Regions from separate parts of the Homo sapiens genome. Here regions 2 and 3 are each linked to region 1. Evidence: chromatin contacts called from ENCODE Hi-C data. All regions are on one chromosome and are shown on one strand. The core of a region is the stretch at or near the end of the contact, and the rest is flanking DNA. Distances in the headings are between cores, read along the strand shown.

The links. Hi-C counts contacts between places; a loop is a spot of excess contacts on that map. Pooled maps may share reads with other maps.
Region 2: a loop to region 1 is called in a map of B cell, with 17 times the contacts of the local background. The contact joins the promoter of FAM120A here to the promoter of TUT7 in region 1. A Hi-C loop is called at or near these places in 2 of 168 maps with a recorded cell type or tissue (B cell and naive thymus-derived CD4-positive, alpha-beta T cell), 1 of 37 single-sample maps with no recorded cell type and 10 of 50 pooled maps.
Region 3: a map of endothelial cell of umbilical vein shows a loop between it and region 1 (20-fold over the local background). The contact joins the promoter of IARS1 here to the promoter of TUT7 in region 1. A Hi-C loop is called at or near these places in 2 of 168 maps with a recorded cell type or tissue (endothelial cell of umbilical vein and naive thymus-derived CD4-positive, alpha-beta T cell), 1 of 37 single-sample maps with no recorded cell type and 4 of 50 pooled maps.

The regions. Positions count from the first base shown.
Region 1 is chr9:86,352,379-86,356,998 of GRCh38, reverse strand. It overlaps TUT7 (terminal uridylyl transferase 7), which reads left to right and starts at 2,589. Exons shown (of 27, transcript NM_024617.4): 1 at 2,589-2,728; 2 at 3,769-4,319. The coding sequence starts at 3,800. RefSeq lists a silencer at 2,331-2,510 and an enhancer at 2,531-2,740.
Region 2 is chr9:93,449,389-93,454,008 of GRCh38, reverse strand. FAM120A (family with sequence similarity 120 member A) reads right to left here and starts at 2,324. Exons shown (of 18, transcript NM_014612.5): 1 at 1,620-2,324. The coding sequence starts at 2,093. FAM120AOS (family with sequence similarity 120 member A opposite strand) reads left to right here and starts at 428. Exons shown (of 3, transcript NM_198841.4): 1 at 428-1,862; 2 at 3,410-3,530. The coding sequence starts at 1,300. RefSeq lists enhancers at 228-522, 586-715, 2,295-2,844 and silencers at 1,435-1,614, 1,915-2,044, 2,185-2,714.
Region 3 is chr9:92,292,447-92,297,066 of GRCh38, reverse strand. It overlaps IARS1 (isoleucyl-tRNA synthetase 1), which reads left to right and starts at 3,370. Exons shown (of 34, transcript NM_002161.6): 1 at 3,370-3,456. It overlaps MIR3651 (microRNA 3651), which reads left to right and starts at 4,520; the gene lies at 4,520-4,609. It overlaps SNORA84 (small nucleolar RNA, H/ACA box 84), which reads left to right and starts at 4,474; the gene lies at 4,474-4,606. RefSeq lists an enhancer at 2,939-2,988.

The DNA.
Region 1 (4,620 bases), core at 1,340-3,839:
ACCATAAAGATTCTGAGAAACTCATTAATCCTTCCAGTGACATCCAAAGAAAACTCAAATCAAAATTTCCAACCAGATTGTAAGAATTCCTAGGACCAATTTAAATATCCATTACAGCATAATATGGACAGAAAAAGGTATATTCTGCTGTCAATATATTTTGATTAGTACTGCATCTTATTTGAGAGAGCCTGATTTGTCCTCAAAATGAATCTTAAAAGCAACCATTAGAATAAAAGAAGTTGGGCTTTGGGAAAGACGTTGAAGAAAACGCAAATTCAAAACGTTTTATTTTTTAAATTTATTTTTGAGAGAGACAGGGTATTGCCCTGTTGCCTAGGCTGGAGTGTGGTGGCACCATCATAGCTCACTGCAGCCTCCAACTCCTGGGCTTAAGGTATCCTCCTACCTCAGTCTCCAGGGTTGCTGGGACTACAAGCAGGAGCCAAAGTGCCTGGCAAAAGTATTTTAAATCGGGCCAGGCCTGGTGGCTTACGCCTGTAATCCTAGCACTTTGGGAGGCCAAGGCCGGTGGATCACTTGAGGTCAGGAGTTCCAGACCAGCCTGGCCAACATGGTGAAACCCCGTCTCTACTAAAAATACAAAACTTAACCAGGCATAGTGGTGCCTGTCTGCAATCCCAGCTACTTGGGAGGCTGGGGCAGGAGAATCACTTGAACCTGGGAGGCAGAGGATGCAGTAAGCCAAGATCGCACCACTACACTCCAGCCTGGGCAACACAGTAAGACTCTGTCTCAAAAAAAAAAAATTAAATCCTTAGAAAGATGTATCCTCTGCTGCTGCTCTAGAACTCTAGGTGGAGGCAAAGGTTGCAGCCAGCGGAGATCATGCCACTGCACTCCAGCCTGGGCAACAGAGTGGCACTCCATCTCAAAAAAAAAAAAAAAATCCTTAAAAGTATGTATCCTCTGCTGCTACTCTAGAACTCTAGGTGGAGGCAGATTTCTAAACCAGTTCTTTTGCACAGGAATTACTGGTTTGGGTGGGGCGTGGTGACGCTGCTGTCTCAGAATTAATGTAATCATGCATCTCCACACTCCCTTTTGGACTATATTTTCAAGGCCACTGTCTGCCTGTTGAAGAGACTATCAGTTTGATCCTCACGTATTTTCACAATCAAAATATCTAAGTAAGGAATTATATAAAAGTTGTAGGAATGTGTTTTATATCACTTTTAGTATAGCCACATGGTTAATAACAGCCTCATATTCAGGGTCTGGATTGCAGCAGTGCCATTTACTTCACTGCAAGTGCTAAATGTCCTCATCTTTAAAAGTGGGATAATGATATAGTCTTCATGAAGCTGTGAGGATTAAAGAAGTTAAGGCTGGGTATGGTGGACCACCCCTGTAATCCCAACACTTTGGGAGGCCAAGTTGGGCGGATGGCTTGAGGTCAGGAATTGGAGAGCAGCCTGGGCAACATAGGAGACCCCTGTCTCTACAAAAATATAAAACAAAGGAGTTAATATTTGTAAAGCCTTCAAAACAGTTATTGGCATAGCCAGAACTTTGTGTGTTATTATTTTAAGACCATTGCTCCACAGGACCTGACAGCTTTCAATTTACATGCTTTAAAAAAGCAGAGAAATGAAAACTGTCGATTTTCCCAACGCTCCCTAATTTCACTAGTTGCTTGATGTTTTTCAAAGCATTTAGAACACTGTAAACAGCAAGGAAGGTCATACAGTAAAGAAAGAAAAAGCAACCCCGAGTTCGAGGTGTGCACTCTTCAACTCAAAAATTCGAATGTAACGCTCTCTGGTCATCCCTTGCCATTACACATATTCTTCGAAATGAACTGATTTTTTTTTTTTCCAAGTAAAAGTAATCCTTACACAACCTAAGAAAAAAGCAGAGCATTTTCCTTGACCACTTTGAGATCTGGGTGAGCAGTGGATGTTTAAATGCTGGCATTTCTACAAGGTCGGCAATTAAGAATTCACGAAAACATTAATCACTACGAATTATCAGAAAAACACCAAGAGCGCTACGAGGCCTCGGAGCCTTTACTCCCCCTGGAAGTAACCGGGGAGCACCCAGGGGCAAAGCCGAGGCCCCAAGCGCGGGGAATGCGGCTTTGCCCGACCGCTGGCTCCGCGTCCCTCTCCGGGTGCATAAGTCTTGGCTCCCGCGCCTCTCCCGAGCACTTAGCCTCCCGAGCAGAGAGGGGAACCAGAGGAGCGTCGAAGCCGGGAGAGAAAAGGGGCGGGCGCCGCTCTGGTAAGAAGTTCGGGCCTGGCCCCCAAGCGCCGGCGAACCGGCTATCCGGCGAGCCAGTAATTAGCCCGCTCCGACGGTTGCGCCCGGTGGCCAGACCCGGCGCCCGACACCTGGAGCGAGTGCGCTGGGGCGCCGGACAGGAGAGGCCAGGCTGGCAAAGGCGCGGGAGGCGGGGTCGGAGCGTGGGCGGGGCACCGCGGGGCGGGGCGCGTCGCTCGTTTCCGGTGTGCGCGGCGGAGCGCTAGGGCGGGGGCACAGTCGGCTCCCAATCGCGCACAATGAGACAGCGCTGAGCGCCGGAAGTGGGGCCGAAGGAAAACACGGAGAGGGAGCCCGGCCGGGACAGGAAGAGGCTGGGGACCGCGGCGAAGGTGGTGAGTGCTCTTGGGCGCCTTCTCCCAACGTCCCTGCCAGACTCGCCTCCGGGCTGATTCTCCAGTTGGTTTCCTGGACTCCAGAGTAGCTGTCCGGCCTGGCCCCGGAGGTACGTTGGTTCCATCCCCCGCCGGCCTCCTCGCACCAGTTTGGGTGACCGAGGAACCCCCAGGCCGGCAGAGGCTGAGCCCTCGGGTTCGAGTCCGTGTTTTCACTTTTTGTCAGACTGCGGGCGCAGAAGACGGGATTTGGGTCAAGACATTCGGCTCTGGCCCCCTGGCCGGCCGGGGGAACCCTGGAACCCCATGGAGACAGCAGGTCACTTCCTGCTTCCTGGTCCCCACGGTGGCTTCTTGGCCAGGAGTGCAGGGACGCCTCCTCTTTCTCCACGTCGGGCTCAAAAGGGTGGAAACTAAGGCAGATCGGTGGTGGAGCGGTCAGATGGGGATTGAAGAGGAGTGTCATTCCTCAGGGAATTGCTGTTCCTGACAAAACCAAACTTGTTTGGGGTTGGAGAACGGGGATTGAGGAGGTTAGATGGAGTTGTCCCTTGATCGGAAACCCAGCCTCTTTAATTACAGCTGCACCTTGGTCGGAAGCCCAGCCCCTCCGTAACCTAAGCGCTCAAAGCCGGTCTGTCCAGAATAGGGGTGGTGAAGGGACGGAAAATTGGAGTTGAGAAATGTAGTACTCCTTTCACGTAAAGTTTCGGTGTATAACACTTACAAGTAATTGCCAACTTAAAAAACAAAAGACTGTTTCGGTAGTTTAGTAATAATATTGGCTTGGGATGAGGTTTTCTTTGAAGAGAAACGCCTTGTTACAGAGGGAAAAGCCGACCATACTTGATATGAGTAATATTCTACTATGCTACAGTTCTGGAACCTATAGAGCTTCTCTTATTCACACATTTAATCTTCATGCTAAATAGTAAGTATTAATTTTCATGAAGAATATTAGAGGACCAAGCCTCCCAACCTCTAGGGTAAAGCACTGATTATTAAGAATGTGATAGAATTTTTATTTTAAAAAAATAGGGAGTTTCTTTCTTACAGGCTTTGGGGCATCTGTACGATAAATTGTTATTTTGTATACTTGTATGATATCTTGTTATATAGTTTGATATTTCCCCAAAATACCTTCTTTCAGGTGCAAAGTAAGAAAATTGAAGTCAAAGACCATGGGAGATACAGCAAAACCTTATTTCGTGAAGCGCACTAAAGACCGGGGGACTATGGATGATGATGACTTCAGAAGGGGTCACCCCCAACAAGATTATTTAATAATAGATGACCATGCTAAAGGCCATGGCAGTAAAATGGAAAAGGGCCTTCAAAAAAAGAAGATAACACCAGGGAACTATGGGAATACCCCCAGAAAAGGACCATGTGCTGTTTCCAGCAATCCATATGCATTTAAAAACCCAATCTACAGTCAACCCGCTTGGATGAATGACAGCCACAAAGATCAGAGTAAGAGATGGCTGTCTGATGAACATACTGGTAATTCAGACAACTGGAGAGAATTCAAACCTGGACCTAGAATTCCTGTTATAAACCGACAAAGAAAAGACTCCTTTCAAGAAAATGAAGATGGTTATAGGTGGCAAGACACAAGAGGCTGCAGAACTGTAAGACGACTGTTTCATAAAGACCTAACAAGCCTAGAAACCACGTCAGAAATGGAAGCAGGAAGTCCTGGTAATGTTTTCCAACTTGTCAGATCACAACCCCAGAGTCAGCAATGTTTTATTCTTTTTCATCCAAATGAGTTTTGTTATTTTCAGCAATTTAGTTTCAGTTTTTCACAGTTTCTGTTTTAAGAAATGGTCACTTAGTGTGATTATTTTAAGGATAGTAATCATGATATTTGAGCAGCTAAAACACATTTCATATGTTGATCCCTTTAAAAGTTTACTTTGCCCCAGGGCTCACTTTACGTCAGTAAACATGTTTTCTGTAACGTGTTTTTTACAGAAGAGGGTAGCTATATGCTCCAGGG
Region 2 (4,620 bases), core at 1,075-3,574, 7.1 Mb before region 1:
GTGACCATATGCATACATACTGATTCTAATCCTAAGTAATATTCACAGTGTTCCCTTGAAAGTCGCTTGACTAGTTAAGTAGAGAGCTGTGCGGTTACCAAAGGCAAGTCAGTGCAGCTCATCCTGTCTTTTAAGTAGTCTTTTCCATCTCTGAACAAGACTAAACTATGAACACTTTTACGCTCTATTAGGGAGATGGATCGCTTCAGACAAATGGCAGCACCTTACTTCCCTGAGCGCCCCAGGCTCCGATTCAGAAATTAAAAGGCAGGCACTTCCTCTCACCCGAACTTCCCTGAGGAATGGCAGCTGTGTGTCTGCCAGGCGCAGGGGCCAATCGGGACTCTGCCGGCCGCCTCCACCCACGACTTAAACACCATCTCACCAATTGCAACCGGATCGTGGGTGGGACTTCCGCTATCATTTTAGGCTTAACTACCACCATCTCCTCGCGGGCAGTGGGGGCAACCGCGAAGACAGAATTTCACAAACTTTCAGCTCCAGCAGTTTCAAGGAAATGTCAAATGACAAGATGGAAGACCGAGTGTCAAGAGCTAAGACAACAAAAAGGCCCCCAAAATTTGTTTTCAAGAAAACCAATGAAAAAAGCAAGCAATCAGAACGTGAAGTCCAGGATCATGGATGTGCTTATCTTCACAGTCACTGCTGGGTCCTGAAGTTCTCCTCTGGCCCAGTGCCAGCTGCGAAGCCCTCTGCCAAAGGGCCAGAGGAGGCCGGTGATATAGAGCTCTGATTACCCACCCGTCAGGGCACCGCTGAAGGTCACTGAATACTTACTGTGCACCCGAAAAATAAATCCTGCGAGTTCACGCCCGCGTAGTTCGCCCCCTGATTTTGAGCGACTCCTTTCGCATGGGATCTACAAAACCGAACTGCCTTAAAGACCTCTTTCACACGGACGTGAAGTCACAGAACTGACAAAATCCCATCCTGTCAAAGTGCACGGGTCTTTGAAATCTAACACAAAAAGCCATAGAAAGATTCTCTAAACACCCTGTACTAAGAGGAACACGGACAGGGCACTGCGTTCTGAAGTAGAGGCCAGGGCACTGGCCCTTAGACACGTCTCGCTGTCACCGGGCTAACAACATTGGCAAGGGCGGCGGCAGCAGCACTGATATTTGCAGCCCCCAAGGGCTCTGGCGAAACCCCCTCTATTACTCTGTATCCTGCCTGCTTCCAAGATGAACCTGTTGCTGGGAAAGAACAGGCTAAATTAGAAAAGGGAGTATTTTGTCAAAGTTGAAGGTGAGTGATAGCCTGCCCGCCTCAAATAGGATGGGAAAAACTAAGGATATTGGGGATGATGACACTGTCGCCTCCGAATTCTGGTCCGGGGCTCTCTCCCAGCCCTCAAGTGTCCCCACGCGGCCGCGGACCCCGAACAGGGACAGCTGGAGACGGGCTTGGGCAGCGCGCGGCCTGCACCCGCGGCCATCCATCTTGCAGCCCGGCCCGGCCAGGCTATCCCGGGCAAGGGCTGGGGGAACTCGCTGCCCCCAGCGCCGCCACGGCCGGGCGACATTCTGCGCCCTGGGAAGGGGGATAGGGGTGCGGCGCGGCCCCGGTCCCCGGCCCGCCCGGATCCCCGGCCTCACCTTGACGTGGAAGCGGATGAGCGCCAGGCGGATGCAGTGGGCCATGCAGACGGGCGGCAGGAACCAGACCTTTGGCGGCGGGGTGCCCTTGTTCTGGACATGGCTGACGATCTGCTGTGCCGTCTGGCGCTCGTTGCCCTGCCGCTTGACCCACTCGTGCAGCCGGGCCTTCTCGAGCGCGCCGTTGAAGAAGACGAAGAGCTCGATGTTGCCGCCGAAGCAGGCCTTGGCCAGCGCCGCCAGGTAGCCAAGCATGTGGTTCCACTGGCCGCCGCTGACCCAGTCGGTGTAGAAGCCGCCGTAGAGGCGGTGCAGGCAGTTGTCGGCGTCCACCAGCAGGCGCAGCGGGGTCTGCGGGGGCCGCTGCCGCCCGCCGCCCACCAGGCTGCCCCGGGCCAGCTTCTGCAGCTCCACCGGCACCACGGCGCTCGGGCAGTGCTTCTCGATGTAGTCCTGGAAGCCCTGCACGCCCATGGCGGCGGCGGGGGCGCGGGCGCGGGTGCGGGCGGGGGGCGGCGGGGCCGGGGGTGGTGGGGCCGTGGCGCGCGGGCGGGCTGGCGGGCGGGGGCGGCGGCCTCTAGGGGGGACTGGGGCGGGTCGGGGGCGCGCTCATGGCCGCCGCGGCCGCCATGTGCTGCCGCCTCCCAGGGCCATGTCTGGGGAGGGACCTGCCGCCGCCGCCGCTGCCGCCGCTGCGAGGCCGAGGCCGAGGCCGAGGCTGAGGGCCGGGGCGGGGCGGGCGGGCGGCGCTGACGTAGCGGACCCGCCCGGCGCGGACGCCGCCCAGGCCCGCCGGCTAGCAGGCGGAAGAGGCGGCGCCGGCGGGACGCGGCTCGGGGCTCCCGGAGGCGGCGGCGGAGGCGGAGGCCCGGAGTTGGGCCGGGACGGGATCCGGGAGGCTTCTGAGCCGGAGCAGGCAGCGCCTGGAGGCCAGAGGCCGTTCGCCCGCCTCAGGCCGGTCGGCCGCCGCTCCCCTCCCCTGCGCCCTGTTCCCGGCAGGGCCAGAGAGGCCGCCGCCTCCGCCCGGTGGTTCTCGGGCGAAGGGAAGCCGCGAAGCAGGTCCTGGGGAAGAGCTCGCCTGCTCCTGAGGGAAGCAGCGATAAGATGGCGCTTTGAAGGGGAGCCGAGGCCGAGTCACTCTGTTCGTCGGGACGCCGCCTTTCTAACGCCGCCGTCGGCTCGCACCACTCTGGGCCTGCTGCCCACACTGACTGCGGGGTCCGGGAGAGCGGGATGCTGGCCGGCCGCGCCTGGCTTCTTGGAAAGAGCAGGAAGGAGCGCGAGAATGCAGTTCCGCGGCAGGTGCTCATCCCAGCAGCTTCGGGCTCTCGGTTGTGGTTTTTACACCTATGACAAATGACATGGCCAAACACACCATAATGTCTGAAGGTACAGGTAGCCCTAAGCGCCTGCTCGTCACGGAAGAGACTGTCTTGAGAGCACAGGTCTGTTGCAGCGTGGGAAAGCCTGCGTTACCACTGCGCAATGGCTAGACTGAAACGTGCGCCTTTGCAGTGGATCTCCCAGCTCTTCTGAGGGAGAGGGATTTGAATCTTGTTGCTTTAGTAGCATCTTCTGGAAGGAGGTCGTTTACGTAAATTCTGTTCCAAAGCTCTGTCGTAACTGCTTCTAAAATGAGGTTGATACTGTATGTATATTAGGCTTGCATAAAACATTTTCAAAAAGAGATTAATGTCTTTCAGAATATAAATTTAGAAACCCAGCACTCTAAAAGTTTTAAAGTGCCGCTTTTACTTACCTTCATCTCTCCATTTGTTCTTTTTTTGGAGAAACCTCTGTAGAGGAGCAGGATGCAACCGACAGGCTGTGGCCGGACAGCTGCTGCCCAGCACATGGAGCCTGCACGCGCACGGTTTGGCCAAAGAAGCCCCCATACTCCCGGTGAAAAAGGCAAGTTGGATTTTTCTGCTTTCTTTTCTGATACCCACCTCAAATGCAAGCCAGTATCATACGTACATAAATTAAATGCTGCTGGTATTTTAGGAAGTTACATTTAAAAGCAGGCTGACAAGTTATGCCACTCACCTATGCATAAAATTAGTCACAAAGCCAGGATGACATGTTATCTAAAAATAATACAGGCCAGGTGCGGTGGCTCACGCCTGTAATCCCAGCATTTTGGGAGGCCGAGGCGGGTGAATCATTTGAGATCAGGAGTTCGAGACCAGCCTGGCCAACATGGTGAAACCCCGTCTCTACTAAAAATGCAAAAATTAGGCGGGCCTGGTGGTGTGTGCGCCTGTAATCCCAGCTACTTGGGAGGCTGAGGCAGGAGAATTGGTTGAACCCGGGAGGCGGAGGTTGCAGTCAGCGGAGATGGCACCACTGCACTCTCTAGCCTGGGCAAAAAGCGAGATTCCGTCTCAAAAATAAATAAATAAATAAAAGAAATAATACAGTTAGCCATTAAATAACGAGCAAAATCCAGAAATATCCAAATTTGCTTTTATAACCCAAGGCAGGTTCACAAGGTGAGGAGTAGTAGTTTTTAATCACTCGTATTTTCATTTGTAGCATTGCATTCCGTGTATTTACCTTTTCTTTAAACACTCTTGCTTTTAATTTTTAAAAATGCATTAGTGCGGCCGGGCGTGGTGGCTCACGCCTGTAATCCCAGCACGTTGGGAGGCCGAGGCGGGCAGATCACGAGGTCAAGAGATGGAGACCATCCTAGCCAACATGGTAAAACCCCATCTCTACTAAAAACACAAAAATTAGCCGAGCGTGGTGGTGCGCACCTGTAGTCCCAGCTACTCGGGAGGCTGAGGCAGGAGAATTGCTTGAACCTGGGAGGTGGAGGTTGCAGTGATCACGCCACTGCACTCCAGACTGGCAACAGAGCGAGGCTCCATCTCAAAAAAAAAAAAAAAAAAAAATGCCAGTGCCAGTATCTGGAATTCTGGAAATAAATTTATTTTCACCTTATTATATTGTAGAGGTCTAAGGTTCTGGAGTCAGGCCCCCAATATCCATCTTATGA
Region 3 (4,620 bases), core at 2,121-4,620, 5.9 Mb before region 1:
ATTTCAAGACATACGTCTCCTATCAAAATGGGCTCTGTATGAAATAGTATTACATAGGCCGGGCGTGATGGCGCACACCTGTAATCTCAGTACTTTGGGAGGCCAAGGCGGGCGGATCATGAGGAGGTCAGGATTTCAAGACCAGCCTGGCCAACATGGTGAAACCCCATCTCTACTAAAAATGCAAAAATTAGCTGGGTGTGGTGGCTCACACCTGTAATCCCAGCTGCTAGGGAGGCTGATACAGGAGAATCACTTGAACCCAGGAGGCAGAGGTTGCAGTGCTGAGATCATGTTGCTGCACTCCAGCCTGGGTAACAGAGTGAGACTCCATCTTAAAAAAAAAAAAAAAAAGAAATAGTATTATATAGTTCCAAGGGACTATCATTAAGCCATGATGTGTGTACCTAAAATTAGTATTTATTGATTTACCTATGCTGAATATAAACTCTTAACTGTTGGGATTTCATCTGGTGTGTTAACCATTATGACCCTAGGGCTTATGCTCTATGTTTTTTTAGTAAGGGTCCAAGGAACTAAATAACTTGAAGAGTAATTCTGGATTCCTAGGTTTCCAAAACTTCAGACTTCAAGGAGAGTGTGGACAACTAAGCAGCAGGATAAATAATTCACACTTTCTACCTTCTCTTGATGTAGATCACATTTGTACCTTATTTTCTATTGCTGCATAGCAAATCATCTCAGTAACAATCATTTATTTTATGCACAAATACTGCAATTTGGTCAACACTCACTAGGGACTGCTGATCTGTGCTGTGTGCTTTCACTGGGGTGGTTCAGCTAGGGCTACGGGATCTGTTTCTAAGATGGCCCACTCAGTGCCTGTTCATGGGCTTCCTTACAGCATAGCAAAAAAGCTCTAGGAGCAAGTGTTCTCAGAGGCAGGAAGCAGATGCTGCCTGTCTCTTAAGGCCTGGCCCAGAAACCGGCTCAGTCACTTCACTGTATTCTACAGGTTTAAACTGACACACAGCCCAACCAGACTGAAAGGGAGGGGACACAGATCCTCACTTCTTAGTGGGAGGAGTGTCAGAATGTGTGGCCGTAATTTAAATCCGGCACATGTTTCACAAGCAGACAAATAAGTAACATCAAGTAGCCTTGCCCACCCCCCAGTTCCTGCTCCCCAGATGAAACCACCTTCAGCAATTTAATTTCTCTAGTATTTACCTCCATGTTTCTACCTAACATGCTTATGCTCTGATTTCTTGGTTTTTCACTTCCAGACACTACATATTCTGAAAAGGTGAAAAAATTATTCACCTCTTCAGTCCAAGTAATATATTTTGACTACAGTTAACTTTTTTGCTGGAATTTTTTCATTTGCTTAACTTTTTCTAGACTTAGTCTTCCCATACCTTCCAACTGTGGGACATGATGAGGTTTCTCTTCAAATAGCCTGATCAATCCTTTATTCTTTAATTCACAGTGCCCCCCTCTTCCCTTTTTCTCCTCTTTCCTTTCTGCCTTTGTTACATGCCTAGACAGGCCACAGTACCAGGCGTTATCAGTACCAGCTCGTATTCCTTATCCGAAGAGAAGACTAGCTCTCTAGCTCATTACAGACAGCCCTTCCCCCTTTCCCCTCTCTCTTACGTGCCCACCTTATCTAAAGAAAGTTAAAATGTTTAGCCAACTGTGGTTATTTTAGATTGTGAGGCCCAACTCCGGCCAATGGAGAAAGGGTACAGGGGCAGGGTTTGTGTCAGGGATAAAGGTTCTCGTGCCCCTTTGTTCTGGTGTGCTCTCATGGTGACTGGCCAAGGAGAAGCACCCCTCTGCGCAGAAGTAAAATTGCTTTGCTGAAAATCCTTTGTTTGAATGTTCAATTTCCTTAGGATTTTGAGCATTATTTCCAACACAACAGTACTATTAATATAAATGTTTCTCAATCAAATTTTTAAATAATTAGACTTGGCCTACCTCACCTTTGTCCAGGAGCCCTCTGTCTGGCTCTATCTGGGCTCTCTGGATAGGTGACAAAAATGAACTGAACAAGGTGGCAACGTGAGGAATGTGAAAACTTCAAACACATTCCAAATACTTTCAGTTAATTAACAAGATTTGCAGCTATTAAATTATGTACGTTATGTGAGTATAGTCAGAACACTGAGTTACCCATGATGGAGGACATGAAACCACTTTAATCCTTCACACAGGGCCAAGACGGTAAGTAAAGTTAAATATATGCTGAACAGACTATCAAAATGTTCCTAAACTTAATAAGAAACTGCATTCTACCTATTCTAGGCCAGATAAATTTTTTATATCCCTCTAACGGATACAATAGGCAGCTACGGAACTACTCCCAATTTGGCAAGATCCAGAATTTCCTTTAGAGGCTCTGGGGCCAAAGCCCGAGGCCTACTGCCCTTTGCAAGGCTCCAGATTTTAACCAGCAGATCAGTAAGGTACCAAGCCGACTCATAGCAATGATAATAAGTATGCAGGCCGGGTGCAGTGGCTCATGCCTGTAATCCCAACAGTTAAGGAGGCTAAGGCAAGCAGATCGCTTGAGCCCACGAGTTTGACAGCAGCCTAGGCAACATAGCAAGACCCCGTTGCTACAGAAAATACAAAAATTAGCCGGGCGTGGTGGCGCTAGCCTGTAGTCCCAGCTACTTGGCCAGGGATGAGGTGCGAGGATCATCTGATCCGGGGAGGTTGAGGCTGCAGTGAGCCATGACCGTGCCACTGCACTCCAGCCTGGGCGACAGAATGAGACCGCTTCTCAAAAAAAGAAAAAAAAATCGTTTGTGCAATGTTTTCATTACCGGAAACATTTTAAGTAAAATACAATAAAACTTTTAAATCTGGTTGTCAGACCCTTCCTTCCCTTTTGTTATTATCGTTTCACGTAGCCATTTATGATAGGAGAAGCGGCTTTGGGGTCGGCGGCTCAGGGCCCAAAAGTATAATTATTAAAGCCACCTCTCCGGAAGTTGCTGTTTGTCGTTATCAATTTAGGTACGAAGTGTCCAGTCAGATAAATACTGACAAAAGCAAACAAGATGAAGAACATGAGCCCCGACCTCGGCGCCCCTTCCCAGTGGGCCGTCACCTACCCGGAGGTGCCCACAACCCGAGTGAGACCTCGGTCTACACTACTGCAACGGATACAAGCAGCACGCACAGCGCCGCCCTCAGCGCTGGTTCGTTTTCCACGTGGAGGCGCAAAACCAGCAAGCACCACTGTCGCACCATCCGAGCCAGTGGGCGCAATCATGTCCGGCGCGACCAATCGGCGCCTGGCTTGTTGGCAGGTGTCAGGCAGCGCGCACTGATTGGCCGGTGCGGAGCCTGTCTCCTTCACTGGATCCCGCATTTTCAGCGCGTTGCATCACCTCCGTGCGCCCGGTTGCAGCGTGGACGCCGGATGAGTTGCTTTTAGGCTTGCTGGCCCGCGGGGCTGTCCAGGCACGCGAGGCCCCTCAGGTACGCCCTCTCTTCCCTGCAGGATCCGGCCCTCAAAGACGAGGGTCACGCACGCGTTACAACCCCGAAACAGTAGCACAAGATTTAATTTTTAAAAGAGCGTGTTTCTTCGGGGCTTGCCGTTCGTTCGTTTCCAGCCTCAGGAATTTATGGTCGCCTTTTTGAATGAGGTAGTGTTTGAAATGAGTAAAATCTTTTTAAAATGATATACATAGTATAAATTGATATAGCTGTGACTTTATGTATAGGCAATACGTATTTTTATATGTCTTAATTTATTACCTTCAATGGCTGCGAGATACTTATTTTATTGATGTACCGTAATTTACTTCAGTCACCATGAATATTTAGATTGTTTTCAGTTATTTGCCTGGAGAAACAATTATTCGGTGAATGTCATTGTATACACATTTTGTACATTTGCATGAGTATACCTGTGGAGTCTATGTTAATAGGATATAACTAAATTGAGGAAACGTTTGAGACGGTCCCACTTTCAGGTTACATTTGACTTAATAGATTATGAAGACCTGAGAATAAAAGGAGAAACAGAAATGGATTTAGAGGAGAATGAAAAGGGGGAACAGAAATAGGCTTATAGGTAGGATCCACATGACTTGATGATTAATTGGTTGTGTGTATCTTCTGAGTAGTGTCAGGGGTGACTCAAAAATGTCATGCCTAAGTAATGGGAAGAATATTGGAACCACTAATACAGTAGTTTAAAAGGGAAGCAATTCTGGAAGGAATTATGAAATTTTAAACAAAACATGGTTTTAGTGTGCGTTTCTAAAATATATTGAGGCAAAATAATATGAAGTAATGTGAATAATATGTAGTTAATATCAGGGAGGGTGGTCTCGAAATTGCTGAACGGGAAGTTGAGGTTAAGGTGACCTGAAGGAGTTGTGGAGCAGCGAAGAGTCAAGGGCCTGGATTATAATAAGAGGGAAGCAAAGGGGATGGCATCCCTCTGCACAACAAGGTTGTTGTGCAAGGTTAACCTGCTCTGTCCCTGCCCTGTGGTTGCTGGATGCTGTTGTGCATGGACAGCTCTCCAGTGGATTCGATGGGCCATAGCAATCCTGTGATTTATGCATGGAGGCTGCTTCTCCTCAGCAGCTGCCATAGCCCGGTCGCTGGTACATGATTCTTCCTGAATAG